Regions from separate parts of the Homo sapiens genome. Here regions 2 and 3 are each linked to region 1. A link is a loop called in an ENCODE intact Hi-C map of the cell type or tissue named here. Cell type or tissue: mammary epithelial cell. All regions are shown on one strand. Links, peaks and the distances in the headings refer to the core of each region. The heading gives the core; the rest is flanking DNA. Region 1 holds the start of LOC105369509 (a long non-coding RNA gene). Region 2 has its middle 6.4 kb from the start of LINC02703. Region 3 holds the start of LINC02702 (long intergenic non-protein coding RNA 2702).

Region 1 (5,000 bases), core at 1-5,000:
CAGTTTAGCTACTTACTAGTTGTATTAGTGGAAACATTAATTAATTAATTCTCTGTACCTCAATTTCCTCATCTGTAAAATGGTGATAAGGTTAATTTGAAGATGGCATCTTTGAAATGTGTAAGGATTGAATGAAATGGGTAATTTATGTAAAGTTCTTACAAATTCAAATATATAGTCAGTACTTACTTAACGGTTACTAATAATAACAGCAACAGAGTATGTTTCAACCAGACAGAATAAGTTCAATTTAATTTTTTTTCATCTTGAGATGCCATGTAAAATGTTAACTAATGTTCCACTTCTTTAAGAAAAAGTTGGAAAAACACTCATACTTATTTTTAACCTTACTACTGTGAAATGACAGTGCTTCTAATTCTGGCTGTGAAATCTAGTAATCCTTTTAAAAGGATTAAATTGTGAACAAACACATCAGGAAAGAACTTAAATCTAGTGTTTCCTGACTTATTTTGGTTCTGATTAATTAAATTTTTTTCAGAAAGGGTAGAAACCAAGAGTAGGTATAATTGAAGAGTTAATCAGAAAATTAAATAAGGGTACTCATTAACCAAGTGTTTTAGTAATAGAGGTTTTACTGTATTAGGAGTTCCCACTTGTTCTTTTTCTGCAAATGTGGCAGTCGGTTTTATTTTTAAATGCTGACATAAATTGAAAGTCTTTTATAACCTCTGAAGCATGTTTCGCAAAGTGCAGTCCATGGATCCTTGGAGGCTCCCAAATTCCTTTTGAGGGATCGATGAGATGAAAACTGTTCTCATAATACTAAGACGTAATTGCCTTTTTTGGGTGTGTTGACATTTGCTCTGATGGTGCAAAAGCAATGGTGGGGAAAGTTGTGGGAGCCTTAGCCTGAATCGAGTTAGTGGCACTAAACTGTCCTAGAAGTCATTGTATTCTTCACCTCCACATACAGTAAAAAAGAATATCCCTGATGAAGCAGTAAAAATTATTAATTTTATGAAAGCTTGACCTTGAGTTACATGTTTTTAAAAATAGTTTGTGTGAAGGAGAATTACAAATAAAGCATTTTTGCTACATACTTGTCTCAAGGAAGAAGACTGGGGAGATTGAGTTAAACTATAGTTATTCAGACGCGTATTTGGCAGACATTTTCTGGAAAGCAGTGAGCCTGTCATTTTAAGAGAAACAATGGACATTGTTGTCAGTGATAAAATTAAAGATTTCAAGTGGAAATGTGAATTTTTTAAAACTTGCATCTTCCTCTGTGAACTTGACAGCTTCCTAATGAACCATTGACTTTTCTTATGATATTGGTGGTGATACTAATGAATGTGACTTTTTTGATACTGAATAATGAAATGTGTCACCATTTGGAAGAGTGCTGCATAACTCAGTGAACTAATATTTTCCAAATGACCAGTGCATGATTTTAAAACATCATGAGTGGCTAAAAGATCCATTCAAAGTGCAGGATTGACTAATGAATTTTAATGTGACAGAGTATGAGAAGTTCTTTGATGTGGTTTCAGATTCCACAATCCAATTTAACCATGAAGAAGCCACCACTTGTTGAGTTTTGGTATAGTATCAAAGGAGAATAAAACCATAATTATCTGAAAAGACTATTAAAATACTTTTCCTTTTACAACTATATATATACATGAGGCTATTTTATTTCCCATATACTTCAACATAAACAATGGATCACAACAGATTGAATGAAGAAGCAAATGTGAAAAGCCAATTGTTCTCTATTAAGCCAAACTTTAGATTTGCAAAATTCTTTTCTAATTTTTTTGCTGTGGAAAATGTAGTTATTTTCACAAAAACATGTCCTTTGTGTTAACACGCGATGGGTTTATTAAGTGGATTCATAAGATTCTTTAAAAAATATTATCAGTTTTATTTTTAAGAGTTTAAAGTGATCCTGACATTATGAACTTTGAGAACCACACCCCTGACGTGGTAAAATTAAATTTTCCTATGAATTTTTATGGTTTACCAGTGCATGAGATTGCCATCTTGTGACAAAATAGGGAAATGCAAGTATTTTTGAAAAGCTCATCTTTAAGGACTTGGAGTGATTTCTAATGACTACTTGTTGGAAATTTATCAAGAGAAAGATATAAGTTCAGATTTCCAAGGGCTATGTCTTAAAATATATGTGCCAAAAATATTAATTTTCAGAAGGTAAGCAAAAAACAGTTAATTAAATGCATATTTCTAAAGGGCTGACATTGGTTTGGGGCCAGTCTTCTGTTAAGAACACATTTAGTTTTTATGTTCAGTGTGTATATTTCCTATTACACTGAGCCCCTTTGTATGTGATGTTATAGACTACTCGAATGTGTATTTACTGTTCAAAACACTGATAAATGTTTGTGGTGATATTCTGGTGGCATATAGTTGTCCCCCTTTATTCTCAGGGGATGTATTCCAAGATCCCCAGTGGATGTCTGATTCTGAGGATAGTATTGAACCCTATACAGACTATTTTCCCTATACATACATACCTATGATAAAGCTTAACTTATAAATTAGGCACAATAAGAGATTAACAACAACAATAAAACAATTATATCAATATGCTGTAATAAAAGTTATGTGAATGTGGTCTCTCCATCACCTGATGGGGTACTCATCAATTGATGAGTACTGTACTCATCAATTTTTAGACCCCCATTGGCCCAGGGTAACTGAAACCATAGAAAGTAAAACTACAGATAAGGGGGGGACTACTGTATCATCACTTGTGATTGACTTAAGGTTTAGTCATTGGTTGATACCAGAAACTTGGCTGATAATATTCTTCTTTCTAAAGGGAAATGTGATCAATTCTTTATGATGTGGAGTTTAGGTCCACACTCTGGTGAAGAGTTTGAATTTGCTGCCCTTAAATACTACATCACTGTAGTTCTGTGTGATGTGTCCTGTACAAACATGCAGAGTAAACATTGTTCCTTGCCTTCTGCTTTCTTGAGCACTAAAATACACAGTGTAAATATGCACAAACATGTAGAAGGACATATAGACAAATACAGCCTTAGCCAAGTCATGAGAGATGCAGCTGCAAGAAACAGGCTCATGCATAATGAACATTTATGCTATGGCATAGCTTGTGTTTTTGCATCCATGAGCTGTATGAAAAGGAAGGAACCTCACTTCGTTTTCATTCAGTTAGAATGAAGGCCCACTGGTCAGTTTTTTGACTCAATTCAGCTGATTGTTTTCAAAATAACCTGTTCTTTTCTAACAGTTGTGTGTAGGGACAGCTGCACTCTGATGAAATGACTGTGAGCCTATACGCTAACTACTGTACTAATTTTCTGCCTATATTTACTATGTGCCCAGTGACTCTGCTGATGAATATTTTAGACATCTTCATGAATAATGTTACTGCCCACAGTAGAGCTGCTTGCTTGTTTGTAAGGCTGGAAATGCTATCAAGATGATACCGACTCCCATTCTATATACCAACGTGAAAATAATAAAATACCTAAGTAAGGTTGTTGGTCAAGATTGTCTTTGAGGAATCATGGATGCTCTGAAATTGGATGCCAAATTTTACATGTAGGTGGATGTGTGTTTTTGAGAAAACTCCAGAGCTTTTATCAGACTCTCCAAAGGGATTGTGATCTCATAAAGACTAAGAACCACTAGATAAGCTTTATAGTTTTGAAAGTGCTTCTCCATACATTTTTATTTGATCCTCCCAATGATTTTCAGGGAGGCATGTTGGGCATTCTCTCTCTTTCTCTCTCGATCTCTCAACAGAAGAGCATGACTCAGAGCTTAAGTGGTTTTGTGCTTCATCCTGTAGGCACTGGGAGCCTTTGAGGGTTTTAAGTGAGGAAGTGATCTGATCAGATCGTCCTTTAGAGAGATTGCCCTGGTGGTAGTGTAGAGGATGTTTTAGGGGAGTAGGAGGCTAATTAGGACACCATTGGGAAAATCAGGTAAGAAAAGATGGTTGGCCTTGAGTTTGTTGCAGTCAGATTGGAAAAGAGGGGAGGAATTTGCTAAACAGCTTTGATTTTGAAGAACTGATGGGACATCAGGGAGAAAAGACCAGTAAGCAATTGGACGTTCTAGTCTGGGACTGGTGAGGTGAGGAGGACCTCGCACAGGGTGTATAGAGTGAGAAGTGAAGAGTTCCTGGGGAGAAAATGTCAGCTAGTGTTTGGCTGGAGTGATGGTCTTAGGGAAGCGCAGGGAGATCCAGGAACATCGCTTTTTTCCCCCCATTCTCTGTATTCCTGGGTTGACAAGTAGGGATTAAATATATTTTTTAACCCTCTTCATTTACTATCAGATTATTTATATTTTTATTTCTCAAGGACTTTAAATTTATGAAGTTTACAAAAATCAGTCATACCACTCTAATCTACCTTCTGCTCAGTGGAGGCGTCAAGCAAAGGATGGGTTAAGGGTACTCCCCTATAATCAATATGATCTTCTCCATTCTTAGATGTGGAAATTGACACGTTATCGAGCATATGTAAGTGCCATACCATTCCAACTTTACATACTTCTCACCACCCCTGCTGCACCTCACCTCCCTAATAACACTTCTGGGACCGTGGTTGCTTTAAGATCAGCTGACTTTTCCCTCAGTGATTCAATGCAGAATCCTCAGTAAGTAGAGCATTCCTTTTGATGGCTTTACTAATACCCAGATCTCGTAGTTCTTTAAATCCCTCAACTAAAATGACCTTCATCTTCATTTCACTTTGGCTGTGCACACACATGCCACACCTAATAGATCTGCTCCACTTTGAATATTTCAAACTCTATTAGTCTCCTCTTTGAAATAGCCTTCTAACTTCTACCTGCCCCATCCATGTTTCTCCTCAACCTGTCTTCTCTTCCATTCCTTGTTCCATTCCTTGTTCTGTCCTTGTTTTCCAGTATGGGAAGATAGGGGAGGGAAGAGGCTGGCAACTCTCTTCGAATCCCTGCTTCCGTACTCAGCCCACAACTATTCAGATGGTTCAATAATGATTGTGCTTACCCTGCAG
Region 2 (11,152 bases), core at 3,603-8,602, 580 kb before region 1:
GAGCAGAGGGAGGAACTCCGTGAGCAGCTGGATCCTGAGTTGGCTTCCACTGGGGTGTATGTGTGTACCTCCTCAGAACCTCAGAAATGAGATCATTCAACTCCAAGCCTCTCATGCACTCCCTTTTTTAACAGCCCAAATAATTAATAGCACATTAAAGCTTATCAAAGCTCTCTCCTGACACCAATAAAATTTAGAAAACCAGGCATTCTGAAGCCCCTACAGCAGTTGTCCCAGGCAAAATTATGTGCCCAGCCCCAGTGCTCAGTTTTGCCAGAGACCATAGCAGAGCATCCTGGTACCTGAGGGAAGCAGGAAGCCAGAGATGGTCCCGGTCCAGCCCTAACAGGTTCCCATCAGTGCCTGCCAGTATCCCAGAGTCCATGACCTTTACCCATCAATCACAGGGTTATTCCTGGCACTGTTTTATTAATGCCCTGTTTCTCCCTCCATGGAGAACACCACCATATCCCCACATGCCTGGACTCTCCTCTGCTGGAATTGGCCTCTCCCTGCTGGCACCTCCCAGGCCAGGGCTCAGCACCTGAAATGGCAGAATATTGGCTGCTCCAGCAAGGAGCCAGACTGGGATGGAAATTTCAAAGGAAATATCCAGAAACTGGTTTCACAGCTCAAAACCCTCACTCTTGTCAAGGGTATTAAAAAAATAAGTGTGTGGGAGGTTGACAGGAAGGTATTTGTGAAGAGGGCTTCTTTAGAGACAGGTGAGCTGTGAGTTCCACCTCCCTAAGGGGAGAGGCAGGTGTAACTGTACCTTATCTCCAGTCTGCTAGGGGGTCTTCAATGGGACCACTCAGACAGCAGAGTGTATGTCCCCTGTAGTGTGGGAGAATGAGTGCCTGACATGTGACCTTCACCTGTAAAATCTGGGTGACAGAAGGGAGGAAAGCAGAGGAGGTGGCACATGGGTGAGTTGCTCTCCCAGTATCTGCTCAGGCAAAGATGCCTAAGTGTTTCCTAGGGTTTTCATATGGGCTTTGCAAGCAAGAGAGCTGGGATGGTACAAAGTTAGGCCCTGCCCACTGGGCCGCATGCAGGAACAATGGGACCTCTGCCGATACAAGCTGACCATTCAACCCCTGCCCTGTTGCAGGCACTGGCTGGGGAGAGAGAAACCAGCTATAACTTTGTATGAAGTTGGAAGCTTTGACCATTACATGGGATCAGGCATTCTAAATATGAGTTCAATCTAGATATGATTTCAGGTATCATTGAACATTTTATTTCCCCCAAAATATTCCTAAAGGTCATGGATCTTTCCATGTACATATTTGGGGTTAGTAGAACTTTCCTCCTTAAGTAAATGTAAATAGTGGGAAATCAAGAAAGTTGCTTTGTGATTTCATTTCAAGCTTTTTCAAAGAACAGGTCACAGTGGCATAGCACTCTTACAGATTCTTCTTTACTTAACTTGCAGCATGGTTATCTGTGGACACATCTCATCTCTGGCCAGTAGACTGTAAGCTTCTTGTAGACAGGTGTCTTCTTTATCGATTACAACTCCTTTCTGAATGTTTGGAACATGGCATGTATTCAGTAAATATCTGAGGATAAAACGAAAACAGAAAGGAAGGGAGGATGGGAGAGACAGAGAGAGTGACAGAGAGAGAGAGAGAGAGAGAGAGAGAGAAATGAGAGAGTCAGAGCATCCGTGAGACTCTTGTGCAGCAAAGATCAGTTCATCAATAGAACCAGAGTACTATGGGGCTAGAAATTGATGGGCATCTTCCCCACATGCTGCCATGTATTTTTTGTCTTTGAAGCTTTTGCCACAGATTACCCTCTGGTCCAGAACTGCACATAGCCACTCACTGCTGGCCATTAGTCACAGGTCAGATGAGCAGAAATGCTGCTGGGCTAGTCTAGAGATTGCTGGCTAGGAGTCCAGAGTTCCTGGTACTGGGTCTGGGCATTCATGCCCGGAACTCTTCATTGCCTCATCTAGTAAGTGGGGATGGCAATGTCTCCTCTGCTAAGCGGTCAGGGTTATTATGTAGAGTATTTGGAAAGAGCAGGTTTCAAAAGTGATTGCCAGGTGCTGGCACCTGCCCCAGATTTCAGCTGCCCTTTGAGAGGCTGTCATAACCCACATAGGCTGGGCCCTGGGGGCTTCCCTCTCAGGCTGGGATCAGAACACTACAATGTAGACAGCTTAGGAGATCCTGGGCCGGGCCCTTCCTCTCTTCATGACTGCAGCCCTCCCCATTTCGCCTGCTCTCCTGAGGACTAAAGGGTTAATGAGTAGGAAAATAAGAGAGATTTTAGTGCCTGCTCTGTCTTTGCAATGCTGCCTTTTCCCTCTTTGACACTTTGCCTTCACAGTCCATTCTATAAAACGGGCTCCGAATGTGCACTGATGTTGTCCTGCTGCAGTTAGTGATGAAGCCACATCAGAGCCTCTCTTGATGCTGCTTCTCTAAACTGTGGTGTGCATATGAGACAGAGACAAAGAAAGAAAAAGAAAAGGGAGGAGGAGGAGGAGGAGGAGGAGGAGGAGCGAGGGGGTAACAGGGAGGGAGGAAAATAAAGAGAGGGAGGGAGAGGAAAAAGAGGGAGACTTACCATCTCTCTGTATTTTTAATTACATAAATAATACATGTTCATTGTAAGAAGTCCCATAATAAAGGGATGTGTTTTTAAGTGAATGGTCTCACCTTACCTCTCTCCTTCTATCTTGAAGTAAGTCTGGGGATCTCCCTGAAATCTTATGAACTCCAACGTACTTATTTGACCCCACAAATCCTCTGCTTCTCACCTAACCTCACCCCTCCTGTGTTCTCCTACACACACACACCCCACATCCTTGTCTCTCTGCTGCCTCACAAATCTCTCCCAGGCTAATTTGTTCCATACCCTTCTATAGGCAAAGCCTAGTACATCATAATTGCCAGCCTGGTCTAGAATCCACTGAACTATTCTATGTGTCCTTCACTTTGGAGAATCCTGAAATAGCCACCATAAAATTCCCTTGGCAGTCCCTTCCTAAAGAGGAGGGCCATCCTACAGACACCATTAGGAAGATTGTAGAACTGAGCAGGGAGGTACCACTGTGAGACTAACATCAATGAAATGCGTCTGAACATTTCCAGAGCTGAGCAAACCATATGTCTTCATAATTTGATTGTGTCCTGGTCCCAGAGGCACCTCCAGCTCTATTGAACACCGATGGAGTTATTTAGGATCATAAATAATATTATCAGAGAGGGTCCACTGGGTAAACAGAGTCAGTGTGTAAATTGTCGGAGTGAGATATTGATTGTTCTTAACTGACTAATGAATTATTCTGTTTAAGAGCCCATAGAAATAGTGCATATCATTTCAAGGCAATAGGGCCTTTGAAGGATTTTCTTGACAAGCAGCTTCTATCTAGTAGTGTTGGCTGCCATAGCTGAGGAACAGCACTTCATCAGCCACTGTGCCACCACAGGAAAATAACAGGCAACCCCATGGTGCAGGGGCCCCAGAAGGAGTTATGAGGTCCAATGAGGGTGAGGAATGGAGACAACTGCCAGATCCAGCCAAATCCAGCCCCTTGCTGCTGCAGGTTTCAGATCAGGTCTCCACGAAGTTCACAGGCTTCAGATCTATTGCAGAAGTGCCCAAGATGAGGGTTCCAGAGTAGGGACTTATTGACATACGACTTTGTGTATTGTCTATGAGCTATTCATTCCATGCTCTGACCTTCCTCAGTGACCTGCCAGTGGCCGACTGAGCCCATGCTTTTAATGCAAGGCTATTGGTGAGAGTTTCAAAAGGTGGAGGTTGCTGCTAATTTCTGTACCTGCCCCTGCTTTTAAGAGTATAGTGACTCTCCTGCCTACAAGTCTACATCTTGGCCCCTTTCCTTACTCTATGACCCTTTAACCTTCCCAGTTTCTACCCAGCTCTTGGCCCCTTGTCAGTCTTTATTCTCTTTACTATAGAAGGTCTTTTCACATCTCCCCCTACTCCACTTAACTGTTGGACTACTTGTCTTTTTCTTAATGGCTTTTCTGAATTCTTTATATTTTATTGAATCTATTTGTACTAATCCTTTACTGAATCTATTTGTTACAAATATATTTCTTCCCATCTGTGCTTTGTCTCTTCTCTTTCTTCATGCCATTGTTTTGGTGAACATACATTCTCAATTTTAATGTATTTACATTTATCAACTTTTGAATTCATTATTAATACTTTTTGTGTTATGTTGAAGAAATCTTCCACCCCTCATAGTTACAAAGAGAGCCTCCTTTATTTACTTCTAAATGTTTAACAGCTTGGCCTTTTACATTTAAGTCTAGTTTTTCAAGAAATTATTTTTAGGATTTGTGCATTAGGATCCAATTTCAGTTATTCTGTATAAGTACAGGCAATTGTCCCAGCCCCGGTGTTAAGTTGTCCCTTATCTCCCCAGTGACCTGCAAGGCCACCAGTCATATAAGTTTCTGTGGATATGTCGCTAGCACTGTATTCTGATATATTGGTCAATTAGTCTATCCCTGTGCTAATACCACAATATCTTTTTTTTTTTTTTTAAATAGAGACAGGGTCTTGCTATGTTAGACAGGCTAGCCTCCAACTCCTGGCCTCAAGCTTTTCTCCCACCTCAGCCACCCAAGGTGCTGAGATTACAGCTGTGAGCCACTGCATTCAGCTATAGTACCACGGTATCTTAAACATCTACAGCAGTGGTCCCCAACATTTTTGGCATCAGGGACTGGATCAGCGGAAGACAATTTTTCCATGGACGTGCAGGGCAGGTGATGATTTCGGGATGAAACTGTTCCACCTTAGATCACCAGGCACTAGTTAGATTCTCCTAAGGAGCATGCAACCTGGATCCCTTGTATGTGCAGTTCGCAATAGGGTTCGCGCGCTTATGAGAATCCAGTGCCACCGCTGATCTGACAGGAGGCAGAGCTCAGGCAGTAATGCTTGCTGGCCACTCACCTCCTGCTGTGCAGCCCAGTTCCTAACAGGCCACAGACTGGTACTGATCCACAGCCCAAGGGTTGGGGACCCCTGGTCTTCAGGAAAATCTCCTCTTTCTGTTTACTGACTTCTCCCCAATGACTCTCTAGTCCAATCCAGTCCTCAAGACCTAACCCCTCTAGGAATTCTTCCATAATCCTCTATCAGCCAGTCCTCTCTCTCTTCCCCTTCTTTGATCTTTACCTCTATCATTTATTTACAATTTATTACATAGTGTCATGTGCATATATCTCTGTCTCACACACTAACTCCTGTGAACAGGGATTATTTCTTTTACTTCTTTTTTTCTCTGTTCAGCTCCAAACCCATCCCTAAAACCTCACATAGTACCAGACTTCCTATAGATTCAATGAATACCTGTTGAAAAGATTCAAAGGTCAATCTCAGCTTAGATCTTTACATCTCAGTGGACTTCCCCATCCTGGCAAAAAACAACAATTTGGGCACTTCTGGACACATTACACCTTAACCATAACTTATTTTTTTTCTGGCCTATCAGAGCAAACTCAGTGGAGTTAACGAGGCTGAATAAACATGGTAGAGGAGTGAAAACCACCTTCTTGTCTTTTCCATGGAAAACTAAGGCAATCAGGTGCATTGGGCCATATGCTACAGGAGCAAACATCCACAGGGTTGGAGGTAGTACCAGGTCCAGTTTGAAGCCCAGGGCAGCCTCTCCACTTCGTCAGCCCAGCAGACTGAAATCCTCTGCCAACCACCAGAGGGGATGCTTGGAGTCTTGTACTTGCTGCCCCCACACCAATTTACAAAACTGCCTTAGTCTTCCTAGTCAGGTCTGCATCATGAGCCAGCAAAGGAGGCTACCAGAAAAGGGACTTCCTGCAGCTAGGAATAGAACTGACACAGTGAAGTCTTGCAAAGCTCCTGAAGAGAGGAAACCTTCCTGGCACTAGCTGATGCTGGTGATGCTGCAATATAGATTCCAGCCAGGTGAGGGAAGTGGAGGTTTATACTGGTGTAAAATGTACAAGAAAAGGAAGGGGGAAGCAGAAGGAACAGAGAATGTACTTGGTGGTTGAGAAAGGACTTACCATACCTCTTCTTTCACTCAACAAATACTTGTAAAGATCCGCTATATATCAGGGACTCTGCTAAGTGCTGAAGACTCAGGAATGAAGCAGACCCTAGTTCCTGTTTCTTTTAGAAGCTCACATCTTGGGTACAGGCTAGCCTTCTCATTTCCCTTCATGTCCAGAATGCTGGAGCACAGCTAGATCTTCTGCTGTCAATTAGGAGAAGTGAAAACTGCCACCAACATTTCTACATAGTGCCCCCACCAGAGCGGCAGCCGGGCACGATGGCTGTGGAGTAAGTTGCTTAGCCCCAAGTCGTTTGCCTTTGTTTTCTGAGTTCAACCTTCAAGTTAATTCAGAGCAAAAGACAGTTACTTAAATCCAGATATTTTATCTTAATGTGGGTAATTCCCATAATATCATACATTAAGATGTCTGATTTCAGCTGCCACCCAACAGGTGGCAGGGATGTTGTTTCAGATCTGTTTTATCGCTGCATGTGCATATGTTTCTATTTCGTTAATGGCACGAGAGGCTGTCACCAAATTGGTCTCGCATTCAAAGTGTGGAAATAGAAGCAGTTAGATCCTGACCTTTATGTAAGTTAGGAGCTTTGTGCATTGAGTGCATGTGTGTGTACGTTTATGCCTGAAAGAAGGGAAGAGGCAGGAAAGAGGATATAATTGCCAACCCCCCACCAAGGACCCATGTAGTTCATCGGTACAAACGACAACTGGAAAACCAGATCTTAAGGAACCAATGGCCCGTTGCATCTCAAAAGCCCCAACGAGGCAAACCCGGTGGCTTTTTGCAGAGCCCAGTTTGTCAATAGTAAGAAGGTAAATTGCAAGGAGAGCACTTTTGTGCTCTCAGCCCTCCTCACCCCACCCAGTCATCTCAGCCAAATTAGCAACGCTTCACGGGGCTGTTTGTTTGGGACTGATTCTGCTGCCTCTGCTCTGTTGTTCACCAACATAGGCTGGGAAGCTGCCAAGAGATTAAGCGATCATGGTTAGCCTGTTACTTGAACTGCTTTCTTCTGGAATATTAAAAGTTTTACAGCCTCAAGCAGCGCACTTTGGCTCCTAGTAATTAATACCAATTTTGCCATAATATCTTATTTTTGTGGGCATTATCTTGTTTTTCATGAGCTGAAAAAAGATTGCTGCAGCTTATGAAATATGTTATAATGTCTCGCTTTGCACAATCATATTTGTGTCATTATCTGGCCCCTCAAGCAGCTAATTTAGCCCACATGATAAAGAGCAATATTTATTTTCCTACTGATTATTTGAGGGGCACTCTTTCTACCATGTTGCACATATGGGCAAATCAAGCCTTGATCACAAACACATCCTTCAAGTCTTAGCTCCCTGGCCATCTCTATTGACTTTGCCTGACACCTCCTAGCAAACCTGGACCCTCCATCTTCCTGACTTTTGTTTTTAACATATATTCTCATTATAGATCTCAATACATTGCTTTTTTGTATTTGTCTCCCCATAAGACCATGAGTTTTTGAGGACAGAAATTATATCTTCTCTTCTGTATAGATTTTGTCCCTATTTCAGAGCCTCACACATTGTATGTGCTCAGTAAATATTTATTGCCTGGGTGCAGTGACTCATGCCTCTAATCCCAGAACTTTGGGACACGGAGGCAGTGGATTGCTTGAGCTCCGGAGTTTAAGATCAGCCTGGTCAACAAAGTGAGACACCATCTCCACAAAAAATACAAAAACTAGCCAGATGTGGTGGTGCACACCTGTTGTCTCAGCTACTCGAGAGGCTGAGGTAGGAGGTCTCTTGAACCTGGGAGGCAGAGGTTGCAGTGAGCTGAGATTGTGCCACGGCATTCTGACCTGGGTGAAAGAGCCAGACCCTGTCTCAAATGAATGAATGAATGAATATGTATTAAATGATTGGTCATAATTTTGTTTAACATATTAAATAAGTTCATATAAGCAAAGAACTTAGCAGAGGACTTGACACAGAGCAAACATTCAATATAGGTTAGTTGTTATTATTATAGCAATTTATGTGAAGCCAAACTTTGTTTTTCTGCAATTTGCACATCTTGGTCCTTGTTCTTCCCTGTGGGTTGTAAGCCAGTGTTGGTAAGCCTAAAAATGCTGCTGTCAGCAGGAACTAGCTGAGCTACTGTTACTGGCTAGGGTAGGAGCACCAGGCCCTGGAGGGTAGGGGTTGTTGGAGGATGACTCATCATACTCCCCTGCACCGGGAAATGTACTCATGTTTGTACAGAATATGAATATTTCCAAGGAATTTCCATAAATGCTGTTTTATTTGATCATCCTAAAAAGCTGGTGGTATAGATGGTATGGTATCATTTTATCTCCATTTTATGGATAGTTTCTGGTGTTCTGCCCAAGACTGTATATACTATGAAGGATAGAAGTGAAACTTGAATCCAGGATTTTTGACTCCACTGCAAAAACCTCTAGGCCTATGACCCCCAATATCCTTTGAAATGGCCCTTCATAGTGGTGGCTTCAAAAGATAAATGGCATCATTAGACCTAGGTACTCCAGAGTAGCCCACGCAGAAAGACTGCCCTTGCTACCCCCTTCCAGACAACTGAGGCAGGGAGCTTATCTTCCAACTCTGTCTGCCCCTTCACTTTATGCTTTTGGTCCTGGCTGTGGCCCAAAGTCTCCCTGGTGCTGTCTTCTCTTGATACCTTAATACATTCATGGAGTTGACAAGCATAAAAGATGGAGTACCTCTCCTCCAGCTGTCAGCTGATTGGCCTGCTGGGAGCCAGTGGGTCATACTACACTAGTGAATCAGGAGAAATGTTGTCTGGTGCTGGCATCACAGAGGGTCTTGGGGCATAGGGACTGCATTATTTTATAACCTCACCTTTGGGCAGAGAGAGCCTCTCCCTGTGCAAAGAAAGGATAGTTGGTCCTCCCACAGAATCATAGTATCCAATGTGGGAGGCTTCATGGTGTGGAGGAAAAAGCATATTCTAGTTCTACCACTGATTAATCATGTTGGCTTGAGCAAACGACATTCCCACTTAGAGACTGAGTGCCCTCTTCAATAAAATGAGTGGAGAAAGTTAAAAAAAAAAAACAGGTATTGTAAAAGACCCAATGAGACAACGTATAAGAAAAACATTTCAGAAACTAAAGTCTATATAATGGAAGGGATTATTCTGCTTGAAGCTGATTTCTATGACTTTCAAGTTATATCTGTCATCCTCTTCAAATTTAATGTGGCTGTGACTTTTACACACTCCCTCCATGTTTTAGCAGCAGATCCACGGTGACTCCGTGGAGGTATGGTACATAAGAGGGTGACTTGTTCTGTAGGAGGGCTACTGGCTGGGGCCAAGGTCATTCTGAATTCGGGCTGCAGGCAATACACTCCATGGAAGGCATGGAAGGCATGGATAGTACACTATCCGACCCAGTGATGTGGAGGCTGCTCAGAACCCAGGGCAATCTAGTGATCCTCTAGCTCTCAAATACCAATTCACTCAAAATACACATTCTTCATAAATCCCTTGCCATTAAAAGAGTTTAATTTTTTAATCTCAATAACATCAGGTTGCATGTATCATAGATATCTGAAATTAGCACTTCAATCACAGTATCACAGAATCTCAGAATTAAGGAAACTTGAGAGGTTATCTTTCCAATTCAACCCTAATCCAATTGTTCTATTTGGTTACGTTTCTCTCCATGATACAAACATGATTATAACTTTTCTAGTGGTGGAAAATATTTCTTGTCCATCTTCGTGCCTCCCATAATGTGACTTTGTGTCTTCCATCACAGTCACTTGAACATACTCAATGCTAAATAGCTTCTTTTTGAATGAATGAATAAATAAGTAAATAAATGGAGAATAAATGAATAAACGAATGAACTTTTGTTGCATAGCTAATATGATTTCAGTTCAACTAGTACAGAAGGTCCCTTACTTGTTAACAGGGACTTGAAACCAATGTATTCAGTCAACAAGTTTGCCTACTGGATCATTCACTGAAGAAATGTTTATTGGGCACCTACCATATGCCAAACACTGTTCTAGGAACTGAGAGTTTATCAGTGAATACAAAAGACAAGATCTGCTCTTATGGGGCTAACTTTCTAAAAGAGGGAAAACAAATGGGCCAATCTGATTGATGGGCTTTTAACAGAATAAGATGACTGACTATTTCACTACTGATTTAGCTATTCTAGCAACACTTAAGTACAACTTTTAAAAAATGAATTTGTTGACATCTACTATTTCCAGATGCTCTTCTAGGCATTTTGGGGAGAACAAGATAGATTATATACACAAAGACATCAAAATTTACCTGATGGGACTGAGTAGCACAGTTGTCACAAACTTTAGTACATTTGTTTTAAAACACTACTTACAGATTTTTTTTTTACCACACCTATGACCTGGGTTATTAAATTTTTATGTTACACAAGGACTTTATGAAGATAGTACATCTATGTGTGAGCTTCCCAGATTTGTATTTATCTGTCATTTATTTTAGGGAATGGTGATACTGACAATAACTGTTATCTGTGTGTGCGGCCGTAGATGAAAAAGACCATCCTGGGACCAACTGTCCTTTCCACATTGTGCACATAAGAAGATTACTCTTTGGTTTAGGAAAGAACGCTCTGTTTGCAAAATCAATGATTGTTTACTGCTTAACTTGGACTGTCAGCTCAGAGAACTCTTTGCTCCAGAACAGCCCCAGATGGTGCTTCCCACTTTCCCAAGTCCCTTCCTTAGCACTGACTCTTCCATGGCCATGTGTCTGGTGGTTTATCTGCTGCAGAGGCTGCTCAGCCTCCACTGGTTTTGTTTCAGGACTGGCATTGGGGCTGAGGGTATTATTTGAGCTGCCCGCTGACCTGTACACTTGGCTGTATGTCTTCTAAAACCATTCTTTTCCCACCTAGATACTCACTTAAAAAAGGTTTTGCTGTTTCTTTCCATAACCAGTGCTTATTTTTATAAAGAAACCTCTACAAATCAAGTGGATTTGTGTTTTACAAAGTCCAGGAATGGATTTTTTTTGTGGTTCATCTGACATTTTTAGAATCATATAGGTACATGTTTGCAGAATTAATACAACTTGAGTAATAT
Region 3 (11,152 bases), core at 2,972-7,971, 1.3 Mb before region 1:
TAAGCATTTGAGGAGAGCCTACTAGGCCCATTCCCCTGAGACTTCATTTAACCCAACCCAACCCAACAACCAAATGGATCCAGTAGAGTTGCTAGCGCCGTTTCACAGATGAGGAGACTGAGGCTTAGGTAAGCAAAGCAAACATGCCTCAGTGAGCAACCAGGGTTGTCATGAGAATGGAATGAAGTCAAGGCCAAGTTTTAGTCTGCAAACAAGTTGGAAGATTGATATGAATCAGAAATAACCAGGGTGCTTTTAGAAATATTTCCTCTTAAGCTTCGGTACAAATTGATTCTGCCCTTAGGGATATGGGCCACGTGGGAGTCAGAAGGCAAAGAAAAGCAGACCCACAGCTAAACCTGTTCTCTTGGCTCCAGGGGCTGGGTGGTGCCACAGCTTAAGGGGCTCCGACTTTGTGTGATGCTGCATATTTATTTTATCATCTGATTTTCGTGTAACGAGGCTCTACCACACCGTGAGAGTATTACCCCACAAAGTAGGGTTTATTATCACCATTTCACAGATGAGAAACTGAGGCAAAGAGAGTGAAGGTCACTTGTGTAGGATAACCCAGATAATAAGTGGGAGACAGGAGTTTGAGACCAGGTGAGGTAAATGCCTCCTTGTGCTTACTTCTACCCTGACCTGCCTGCTGCCCTAGATGAGCCACATAGCTGTATCTATGGGGGTAGAGCCAGGAACAAGGATGACCAATTCCCTCTCACTGCCTTTCCTGGAAATACTGAACAACCCAGAACCTGCCCATGCCCTACACAGCCAGGCCTGCTCTGAGTGTCATTCGGAGCTCCAGCTATGGCAGGACCTGTTGATGCCCTGCCTGGGTCCCTATGTCTCATCTCCTCACCCCACTCACTGCTGTGGGCACTGACTGGGCCACCGCTGTGGGTTTGATGCCCTATTGGGGGTTGTGGCTCCAGATTTAGTCACAGGCCCCGGTATTAGCTATCCACTGTAACAAATGATCCCAGAACTCAGCAGTTTAACACAACAATAAACATGGATGATCTGATCCAGTTTCTGTGGATCAGGAACTTGAGAGTGGCTTAGCTAGATGTTTTTGGCATGAAGTCTTTTGTGAAGTTGCAGTCAAGATGTTGGCTGGGGCTCCCATCTCATCTGAAGGCTTGACTGTGGCTGTGGGATCCACTTCCAAGATGATTGACTTGCATGGCTCACAAGGCCTCCTGGCTGCTGGCAGGAAGCTGCTGTTCCTTGCCCTGTGGACCTCTCCATAGGACTGCTTGAGTGTCTCCAGGGCATGGCTTTTCCCTAGAATGAGTGATCTGAGAGAGACAGACAGAGCCCAAGAAGAAAAGGAGCACTGTCTTTTATGGCCTGGTTTCAGAAGTCACTCTGTAACTTCTAACACATTCTTTTTACTAGAAGTGAGTCACTAAGTCTGGCCACATTCAAGTGGAGGGGAATTAGGGTTTGTTTTTTGTTTGTTTGTTTTATTTTTTTTTTTGGAAGGAACACTAAAGAAAATTGTGGACACATTTTAAAACCAGCATACTCTCAACTGTTCTTTTTGGCTGGTAATGGTAAGCTACCCAGCTCTTAACCAGACACCAATCAGAGCTCCACCAAAGGTTCTTTGGGGATAGTTCCTCCTGACTGTGGCTCACAGCTGCTTCTGATCGTGGGAGGTGAGGGTGTCTTAAAACCCCCCTTCCAGTCCATTTCTAGCCACTTCCTTTTATTCTAGCTCACTGTTTTCTATTTATTCTTAATAACAATGATAGCTACCCTTAATTGAGTACCTGCCATGTGCCAGGCAGTATACAGATATTATCCATAATCCTTAAATTCTGCAAGGTGGGGAAAGGCAGGTTCAGAAAAGTTAGGTGATTTGTCCTGGGCCACACACTAGTCCCTGGCAGACCCAGGGTCACCCTGGGCTTCCCTGGCCTGCCTGCTGCGGGCTCCTGCTGCCCCCTACCTGATGAGCCTTCCCCTTGTCTCAGCCCTGCCCTGTCTTCAGGACCTGGCTCAGGCATGGCCTGTCGGGGAGGCTCCCTCTGATGGGCTCCTGGCTGGCAGTGAGTGATCTGGGAGTCCCTCCATGTCACCATCTTCTCGTTGTTTGTGTACACACCTTGTTTCCCTCACTAACCCGTGAGTGTCTTCAGGGTACATGTTTGTCAATGGTCCCTGTGTCCCCCAGAGTGCCCAGCAAAGCACCTGGCACATAGCAGTACTCAGGATTTGGGACACAAGTGATTGGAATGGTCCCCCCGGCCAGACAGCTGAGATTCATCGCCTTTAGCAGGTCTCAGGGAAAGGGTCAGAAACCCAGGCTCCCTGCACCAGTCTGCCGTGACTTTTTCCTGCCTGTGCCCTGCTGTCCAGAGCCAATGGCCCGGCCCCCCTCACTTCAACACGGTCATGTGGGCTGGCTACTCCTGGCTGCATTGCTGCTGCCCGCCCCGCTTCACCCCCCTTTCTCTTATCATAGCTCCCAACTCCCTGCTCTTTCTTCCCTAAATTGATTCTCAGCAAAATCTCTCTTTATTCTGACTTCTCAGACCTCTTTAGGTTTGTTCCTGGAATCTTTTGTCCCTCTCCCTCCCCCAGCTCATCCGGGTCACTCTTCTTGGCCTCTGTCCCCACCCGCCCCTCCCCGGATGGTAGGACCTGTTGCTGCTCTCCTGCCTGTGTCCCCACCCCCTGCCATGCCCCTCCCTGTGCCCATCTCCCCACGCCCATCTCCTTGGCTCTCGTCTCCAAGGTTACGTAGCGAGTTTGCCTATCTCTGCTCCCTCTTCTCGCCTCCCATGTCTGAGTGGTTCCTCCAGGGAGGGTTGTGGGGGGTCCTGGGGGTGGGCAGTGGGGAAAGATAGTCTTCCGCCTTCCCCCTTTTCCCTGGCCCTGTAACTGCTGGTCCATCCTTTGTCCCTCTCTCCTCCCCTCCCTGCTTTGTAACCTTCTCTCGGTTTTTCTGCTTGTCTCTTTTTCTCCTCTTGTCTCTTTTCCCCATCTTTCTTTTTTCTCTCCTCTCTCTCTCAATTTCCACCTCTCTCTGTTTCTGAGTCTCTCTCTCTGACATGCTCGCTATCATTCTGTCTTTGCCCTCTTCCTCTCTGAATTCTTGTTTCACACTCACAATAAAGAATTATCCCAGCTCCAGTTCCCTGGGTGGGCCCTCATCAACATCCCATCCCGGTCTCTTTAGGTGTTGGTGCCAAACGGTTTTGCAGGAGGACATTGAAAGTCTGAAGCCCAGTGCGGGGCTGAGTTCTATTTAGGGCCGGTCATGAAGTGCTTTGGGAAGGGGAGAGGTATGCAAGCATGTGTACCCCACTTTCCAAATATATGCCAGGCCAAAGGCAGACTGGAACCCCACCCACCTTCTGTGTGGCCAGGCAAGCCTGCGCAGGCAGAGGCTGAGGCTGAGAGACACCCCCAGGTGTCAGGGAGAATGCCGTCGGCCCACCGGAGGCTCCTGCGGGCTGTCTGTGCTTGCAGTCTACAGGTGGACCTATTTCCGTCACACCAGACAATGCTCACAAAGAGCCCAGCCCAGAACCTGGCATACAGCAGGTGCTCAGTAATTGCGTGTCTCCTTTCTGATTGGGGTCAGAGGGAGGTGCACAGGGCTTCTGGCCTCCTTGTCAGACATGATGCACCATTCTGGAATAAATAAACCTTTTTTTCCAAGAACCTTTTGAGGGACTTTTCCAGAAAAATTAAGAGAAGAATTTTTTTTCCTTTCAGAAATGTTCATTCCCCTCTGCTGAAATTTTCCATTTTTCTGACTTTCATATCTGTACCTAAACATAGTAAATGGCTTCCATATTTTAACATGATCATTACATCTTAATGCATCTTTATGTTCCTAAAGTAATAGTGATCTTATAAAAGACCCTAGAAACAAGACTGTGCATACATTTGGACCCCCTCACATTTTCCCCTTGGCCTCAATGTTTCTGCCCCTCCCCCCACTCCCCCTGCTTTATGTCTCTAGAGCCCTGGGAGATCAGGCTGACATGACAGGTACTAGAGTCTCCTAAATATGGGAGTAAGAAGGTGGTTCTCAGCTCAGACCCAGCCCAGTCAGGCCCCATCTGTCCACCCAGGATGGTCAGGTCCAACCAGGCCCAGCCAGACCTTGTCAGATCCAGTTAGGCTGATGGAAGCTTCAGCTCTTAGTGTCTTTCCTGGCCCTGTAGAGGGATTCTTTTTGGCTTCTTCCCAAATTCTCAGGACAAGGTAAGGAATCAGGGTCAGGGATGGGTTCCTAGCTCAGGTCCCTACAGGAATAGGAGGACAATCTGTACTACTCTGCCATTCTCCCCTCCCCTACAAATATTTGGGAACATATCTTTACTGTGCGCTAGGTCTAGGCCATCCTCCAGCCCCTAGGAATGCTTCTTATCTTCTCTGTTGATCTGTTACAAGTGCCTTTTCAAAAATGGATGTATAACTCACCTCTTCCTGGAAGCCTTCCCTGATTAACTCCATGCATCCATTCAACATGCATTTATGGAGTGTCTGCCACATACCCTGGACTATAATGGACACAGGGAATACCTTAGTGAACAAGATAGATAAAGTTCCTGCCCCTATGAAGCTTGCATGGGAGAGACAGGGAGTAAACAGAAAAACAGCTACCATGGGTGACAAATAGGGGATCTTACCCTAGCTAGAGGGTCAGGAAAAGGCCCAGCTCACTCTCAAAGGAAAAAGACCTTGTCTTGAGAGGGAAGTTCTAGTCCATCTTGGCCACAAACTAGTGGTGTGACCTTGGGCAAGTCACCTATCTCTGAGCTTATTTTCCTCAACTGTGAAAGAAAGGGTCCCTTTCTGCTCTAGAATTACGTGTTTACTTAAAAGCAAATTTACTTTCAGACAGGTTTATAAACAAATTATTTCTTGAGACTTTGGCATTGTAGAAAAATGTGAAATTCTAATTACGCATAAAGAAAAAATAATAATCACAATGAAACAGTCAACCTAACAAAATCATTCCCATCACCCACAATTCCACCTCTCAGAGACAACTGCTCCTGGCATCTTGGGAATCTCAGCTCATGCGGAAGCAGGTAGCAAACTGTCTGCTGAGGTCCCTGGAGGTGTGCCCTCTCCCACTCACCCACCTCCTTTGTCTCTGCTCTGCCTCCTTGCACACATCGCGGCATGGAGTGGGGGACCCCAGCCAGCCCTGGGCCCTTTGGGGCAATGGCCCACAGTTTTTTCCCAAAGGCATAAGGCGTCTCTTTGGCTGCAGGGCTGCTCTGACATCTTGGGCCACATTTGATGGACAGTCCGCCCTGCCAGAGCTTGCTGGGTAGACCCTCTCCAGGCTCAGAGACGCTGTAGCAACGGAGAATGGGCAGCTGGAGCACCTGGGGCCCTGTCCACCCAACCGGGCAGGTGGGGATGCAGTGCAGCGTGTGGACAAAAGATGGCAGCACTGCACTACCTCAGGCCCGAGCTACAGCGGGCAGCAGGAGGGTTCCGCCAGGCAGGTGTATGTGCCAGGGTGTATGCCTCATAAGCAACCCCACCTGTGTCCTCCTCTTAGGACCCCCACCCTCTGCCCACCTCCATTTCATAATAACTCAGTGATACCCACCATTTATCAGGCGTGGACACCATGCTTGGCACTATGCTTGCCTTCCAAGGAACGCTTTGAGGTACCACCTTTTACAGGTGGGGAGCTGGGGCTTGGAAAGATGGAGTATCTTACTCAAGGCCACACAGTAGAGCTAGGATCCAACCAGGTGTCCCAGTCCTGGATTCTCTTCCTTCAGACCCCTTGGCCCCTACTCTGACAAGCCAGGCTGTTTTCTTCTGTTTGCACACCAGTCAGAGCCCTGAGACCCCTTCTCTGGGCTTCTGCTCCTGCTGTAAACCTTGGGTGCTGTTGGTGTAGCTGCTAAGCTCCTGAGTGTGTGGGGGCAGAGGCGGGTCGGCGCCTCGGCTGCCCTTGGGTGTGTGTCCTCCATGTGGGGCAGGAGGGGGATGGAATAACTCACAGGAGGCTGGTGCCCAGTCCTGCCTGGTGCTCTCCCACCCCCTGGCTAGTGCTGACTTGTTAGGCTGAGGGAGCTGACACCCTAACAGCGCCTGTCAGACTCCAATGAGTTGATGATGTGGAAACTGGTTATTAAGTGTAATAACAGTGGTTTGGTTTTTCCACAGTTCTGCCTGTAAGTGCCTAAGTGACAGCTGGCTTGTGCCATGGTGCTGCATGCTAAGTGGCCTGAGGATGGGGTACAGGGGAGGGTGTGAGGGGCTCTTCTAAGGTTCTGGTTGGAGGGAGGCCAGGAGGTGCTGTTGCCGGTGCCTCTTCTGTGGGTGAGGCCTTTCAGCCCATATGGGCCCTGGCTTCTTGGCCTGGGTCTGGGCTGGATGGAATGTATGGATTCGGGACAGCAAACTAGGTGGTGATGTGTCCCCAAACCTAATGGGTCCTCATATACACAGTCCCCCTCACTGACCTTGGCCCTGGATCAACAAGAACTGGATTGGAAATCTGGAAACTTGGAGTTTAAGCTTTGTCCCTCGTTGCTTGTAACCTTAGGGACATGGTTTAACTCTTCCAGTTGCCCAGTCTTCACAATGAAGGGTTTGAACAGGGTTAATTTATTCATTTAACTACAAGTGTCAAACCAATGAACAATGGATAGAAACTTTCTGTTAGATGAATGGATAAAGAAAACATAGTAAATACATACAGTGGAATATTATTTAGCCTTGAAAAAGAGGGAAATCCTGTCATTTGCAACAACACAATGGAGGACATTATGCTAAGTGAAATATGCTAAGTGAAATAATATGCTAAGTGAAATAAGCCAGTCACATGTATATGATGTATCAGAAATTGATTCCATGTATATGACATATCAGAAATTGTCAAACTAATAGCAGCAGAGAAAAGAGTTGGCTGCACCAACAGCACCCAGGGCTTGGAGCAAATTGTCAGGGGCTAGGGGAAGAGGCAAATGGGGAATTGTTATTCCATGCATATAGAGTTTCGGTTCTGCGGGGTGAATAAGTTCTAGAGATCTGCTGTACAACATAGTGCTTGTAATTAAGAATCTGGTATTGTGTACTTCAGAATTCCTTAAGATCTCATGTTAAGTGTTTTTACCACACACACACACACACACACACACACTCAAAGGAATATGAGAAACTTTGGGAAGTGTTGGATATGCATATTACCTTGATTGTGGCGATGGTATCATGGGTGTTTGCATATGTCCAACTTCACCAAACTGTACACATTAAATATGTACAGTTATTTGTATATCAACTATACCTCAACAAAGCTGTTAAAGGAAACTTGCTCTTAGACATATTTTGTTTGGCCTATACAGTGCTTTAAATTTAAGCACCCACATTTAATATTCTAGAATTTCTGATAGAGAGCCACACTTCTGACCTTCTTTCAAAACTGTAAGAATTGGTAACACTGGGCCTGCATGTCCACATGGCAACAATTGGCTGCAATCTTTCTCCCCTCACACGGGGTTTACACTCTCCTAACTTGCCACGGTCCCCACCACTCCCTATTGTATCCCCCACACAGGGGCTGAGTGCCAATGGCTATTGACTTATTGCACCTGATCCTCCTCACTCACCTGCATTCAGTGCCTGGCCCTGCATCGGATAGTCACTGAGGGCCCATTTTGTCCATGGCATCATGCTCTTTACATCAGAAATTATGATGATAAAGAGCTTAGAAGAGGGCACTGGGACCTGGGTATAATGAGATCATAGACATCTCCAACATCATTTTCAGCTGAGAATTCTAGAGTTCTGTAATGTAAGAAGTCTCTGCCCCTCCCTCCCTGAACTGTAAAAATGAACATTTTCACTCAGGGTGATCTCCATCTCCATGCTCAGGTCGGGAAGGGAGATGGTTCCCTTCCCACTGTCCGCATGCCTCATCCTGACCCTACAAATAATTTAACCCCCTGGATGTGTGGGTGGGGAGCTCTCATAAGCTAGCCATACACTTTCTCTCTCTCTCTCTCTCTCTCTCTGTTAGTTTCCTCATCTGGAAAAAACACCACTAGGTTGTTGAAAAATTTGGAGTTCGGGGCTTGAGTTTTCCAGGCTACATACGCTATGACTGACCTCGGACAAGTCATTTCACCTCTCTGAGTCTCCTCATCTGCAACATGGGAATAAATACTATCATTCCTGTATAAGAAAATGTGTTCGGGAAATGGGAAAGTACTATACAAATGAACAATTGTTATTAATTTTATACATAGCAGAAGATATTTTCTCCTCCTTTGTATCAAGGGGATGGCAGAAGAATAAAGTGAAGTGATAGGCATGTCACTGCCTTGGAAGGGAAATTGTTCCAGTCCACAAGGGATTCTTGTATTGTGATTATTAATATAGTTCACCAAATGGTCTTGGCTGGGAGCCTGAAGGTGTAGCAGCTGCAGGGACTTGAAGCTCTCCACCGCTGTGGCTCCTGCCTGCCTGCCTTCTCAAGACAGGTTTTCCCCTTCTCTAGGCTGGCGTTCCTCTGTCTCCCAGAATCCAGCTCTGATCGTCCTTTTCCCACAAGTTCTCCTGGATGATCCCCGCTCTTCCCGCACCCTATGCCGCCCTTACTTTCTGGGTGCAGATGTCAAGGACTATTGAGTGCCATCCTGGAGGGGTTTTAATGATCACCTCATGATTCTGCTGGTGGACATACTATTTTTTTTGAGCCCCCATCATGTGCCACGTACTGAATTGGTGTGAAAGAGATGAATAAGACATATGAAGCTCTTGATCTTGTGGAGATGACAGTGGGGAGGAGACAGAGATAACACACAAGGGAACAAGTGAGTACAAATGCAGAGATAATTAAGACCGTGGTAAGTCCCATAAAGAAAATAAAAGAGAGACGATGTGCTCCAGAGTGCTTGGGTGGTGGGGAGTGGTGGTAACAGAGGGTGGTTATCTCTTCTTGGAGGAGCTGACGTGAGCTGAGATGTGAAAGATGGAAAGGAGCAGCCATGGGGAAATGGAAGGAGATGCATTCCAGGTAGAGGGAATGAGGTTGGCTTGTCCAGGCTTCTTAATTAACCGATGAAGACAGAGCAGGGAAGTGTCTTGCACGAGGCTGCACAGCTAGTCATCAGCAGCAGAGCAGGACTAAAATCCTGTTCTCTGGGCATCCAGGCCCGTGGTATGCTAATGCAACCCTTATTTCTTCTTTGCAAGCAGGGCCTCTATGGAGCTCCTCACCTGTCAGTCAGCTTTCCACACCCTAGCCAGGGTCCTCCCTGTGCCCCACCCTCTGTCCAGGGTAGCTTCAAGCTTGCTCTTCCCCTGCTCTCCAGAGGTAAATGGGACAACACAGGAGCAGAGAGAAAGCAGAGTGGTTGAGTGGTTTCCGCCATTCACTGCTAAGCACAATAAACCCAGTGGAATCCCAGCCTTAAAATGGCCTTGTTTAATTAATGCTAAATGACTGTGGGACCCGTATGGATTTATACATTAGATCCACATTAACACCAAATCGTTTGATCACGAATAACTGTTAAAATAATGAACACAGGCGCTTTACAACTAGATTAGAAAGATGGGACTCAGCCTCCTGCCCAGCCTGGGGGGTCAAAGCACCCTTCCCAGGATTCTGCCTCCTTTTCCTCCCTCTTGTTTGATAAGCTGTGATTTCCAAAGGGCATTTATTGAGCTGTCCCCATGCCCAGCGCTGTGTGATGGGGGTGGGATGGGGCACAAAACTTCCCCTCTGGAGCTTGCAGTGTCGGTGAGGAGGTGAGCTGTACACTTGAAAATGAAGCATATTACTAGAGAAGTGTGTTCTGGGAATTTACAAATATCTCATTTAATCCCCTCCATATTGGGAGGTAGGTACTATAATCAGGTCTCAATTGGCAGATGAAAGACCTATGTTTGTTACAGATGAGGGCCTTGCCCCAGGCCACCCACTTAGAGGAGGCATAACTGGAAACAAAATCTTCACTTAGCCTCCCCACCCCTTGTTAATTCCACCTGCATAGCCTTGCTTCCTAAGACAATGGACTAGAGAGCGTGGTCCTCGCCCTTGGGTAGACCTCTGGCTTTTTTGCCTGGGGCAGGTGGGGAGGGCGGGTGGAGGAGGAGGGCTTTGAAGGGTGCCTGTAGGCATGTGGTAGGAGTAGAGGGTGGTGGATGGAAAGAGGAAAGGGGGTTTCTTTCATCCCCCTCCCTCACGCAGCCCCCTCTGTCCCTCTTAATGTCTGTGCTCAAACTTTGTCCCCACAGAGTATCCAAGTCCTTCTGAGTGGCTTCTCTGACACTCTTTCCTGAGAATCAGGTTATTCAGTTTGGCTCGTGGGAGAAGGATGCGCCCCAGCACCAGTGAGCGTGGTGCGTGCGCAGTCTCATGCCCACACTGCCAGCCCTGCTGTTTACTCCATCACGCATGCATCCCGGGCTTCAGCAGGAGCAGGCAGCAGTGGGTGAAGGATGGCGAGCCTCGCAGGAAGGAGGCAGGATCAACCCCTTGCTGGGCATTTCCGCAGAGGGAGGAGTGGAGCCCAGCTGCCCCGCTCATTTCTCTGGCTTCTCCAGTCTCTAGAAACCTCACTTCCTACTGTTTCACCTGCCATGATTTTCCCCACAGGGGTCCTACCTGGACAAAGATGTTAGGAATGTCCCTGGGAAGGTTTGACAGCGGTCCATAGGGAGCTGTTGGAGCCAACTGGAAATGCTGCCCGGTTGGGGAAGGCAGAGCAAAGATTGCCACCCCTGTCCCGAAGTTTTGGAAATGAGGTTATGGTTTGGAGGACACACAGGCCCGGTCCTGGGGTTTTGAGCTCCAGGAGATGCTTGATAATCTGTCAAGTTTATTCCTGCCTCTATCCTTTGGCACAAGCTTTTCCATTTTTTTGCAGCTTGGTTAGGCTGTTATTTATCCCTTAAGGCCCACATCAGTCACCTCCTCCAAGAAGCCTCCATACTTCACTCTAAAGAATCAATCCCTTTTCTGCGTCTTTCTGGCACTTTGTCCTAGCAGAGCACAAATCTTGTGTTGCCTTCATACACACCTGCCTTCATACACACCTGCTTTCATGCACACCCACCTTCATGCACACCTGCCTTCATGCACACCCACCTTCATATACACCTGCCTTCATACACACCCACCTTCATGCACACCTGCCTTCAT

What was found. Hi-C counts contacts between places; a loop is a spot of excess contacts. Peaks named below come from ENCODE experiments on the same cell type or tissue, not always from the same donor. Only the 100,000 strongest peaks of a DNase experiment are listed, where the experiment ranks them.
Region 2: a loop joins it to region 1, with 13 times the contacts of the local background. A loop is called at or near these places in 7 of 110 quality-filtered maps.
Region 3: it touches region 1 in a loop (9-fold over the local background); 4 of 110 quality-filtered maps call a loop at or near these places.

Annotation. Positions count from the first base shown.
Region 1 is chr11:115,332,097-115,337,096 of GRCh38, reverse strand. All of the region lies in intron 1 of CADM1 (cell adhesion molecule 1), which reads left to right. LOC105369509 (a long non-coding RNA gene) reads right to left here and starts at 3,520. Exons shown (of 2, transcript NR_135108.1): 1 at 3,479-3,520. In mammary epithelial cell, for the core only: a CTCF peak has its summit at 1,990 (motif pointing left); no DNase peak of the experiment used is centred there.
Region 2 is chr11:115,907,635-115,918,786 of GRCh38, reverse strand. No RefSeq gene overlaps it. Among named protein-coding and RNA genes, the nearest start is that of LINC02703, 6.4 kb to the left of the region's middle. In mammary epithelial cell, for the core only: a CTCF peak has its summit at 5,940; no DNase peak of the experiment used is centred there.
Region 3 is chr11:116,635,996-116,647,147 of GRCh38, reverse strand. LINC02702 (long intergenic non-protein coding RNA 2702) reads right to left here and starts at 7,726. Exons shown (of 3, transcript NR_135069.1): 1 at 7,611-7,726. LOC107984372 (a long non-coding RNA gene) reads left to right here and starts at 7,834. Exons shown (of 4, transcript XR_001748078.1): 1 at 7,834-8,816. RefSeq lists a silencer at 5,408-5,507 and enhancers at 4,765-5,594, 5,595-6,424, 10,331-10,831. In mammary epithelial cell, for the core only: a CTCF peak has its summit at 5,428 (motif pointing right); no DNase peak of the experiment used is centred there.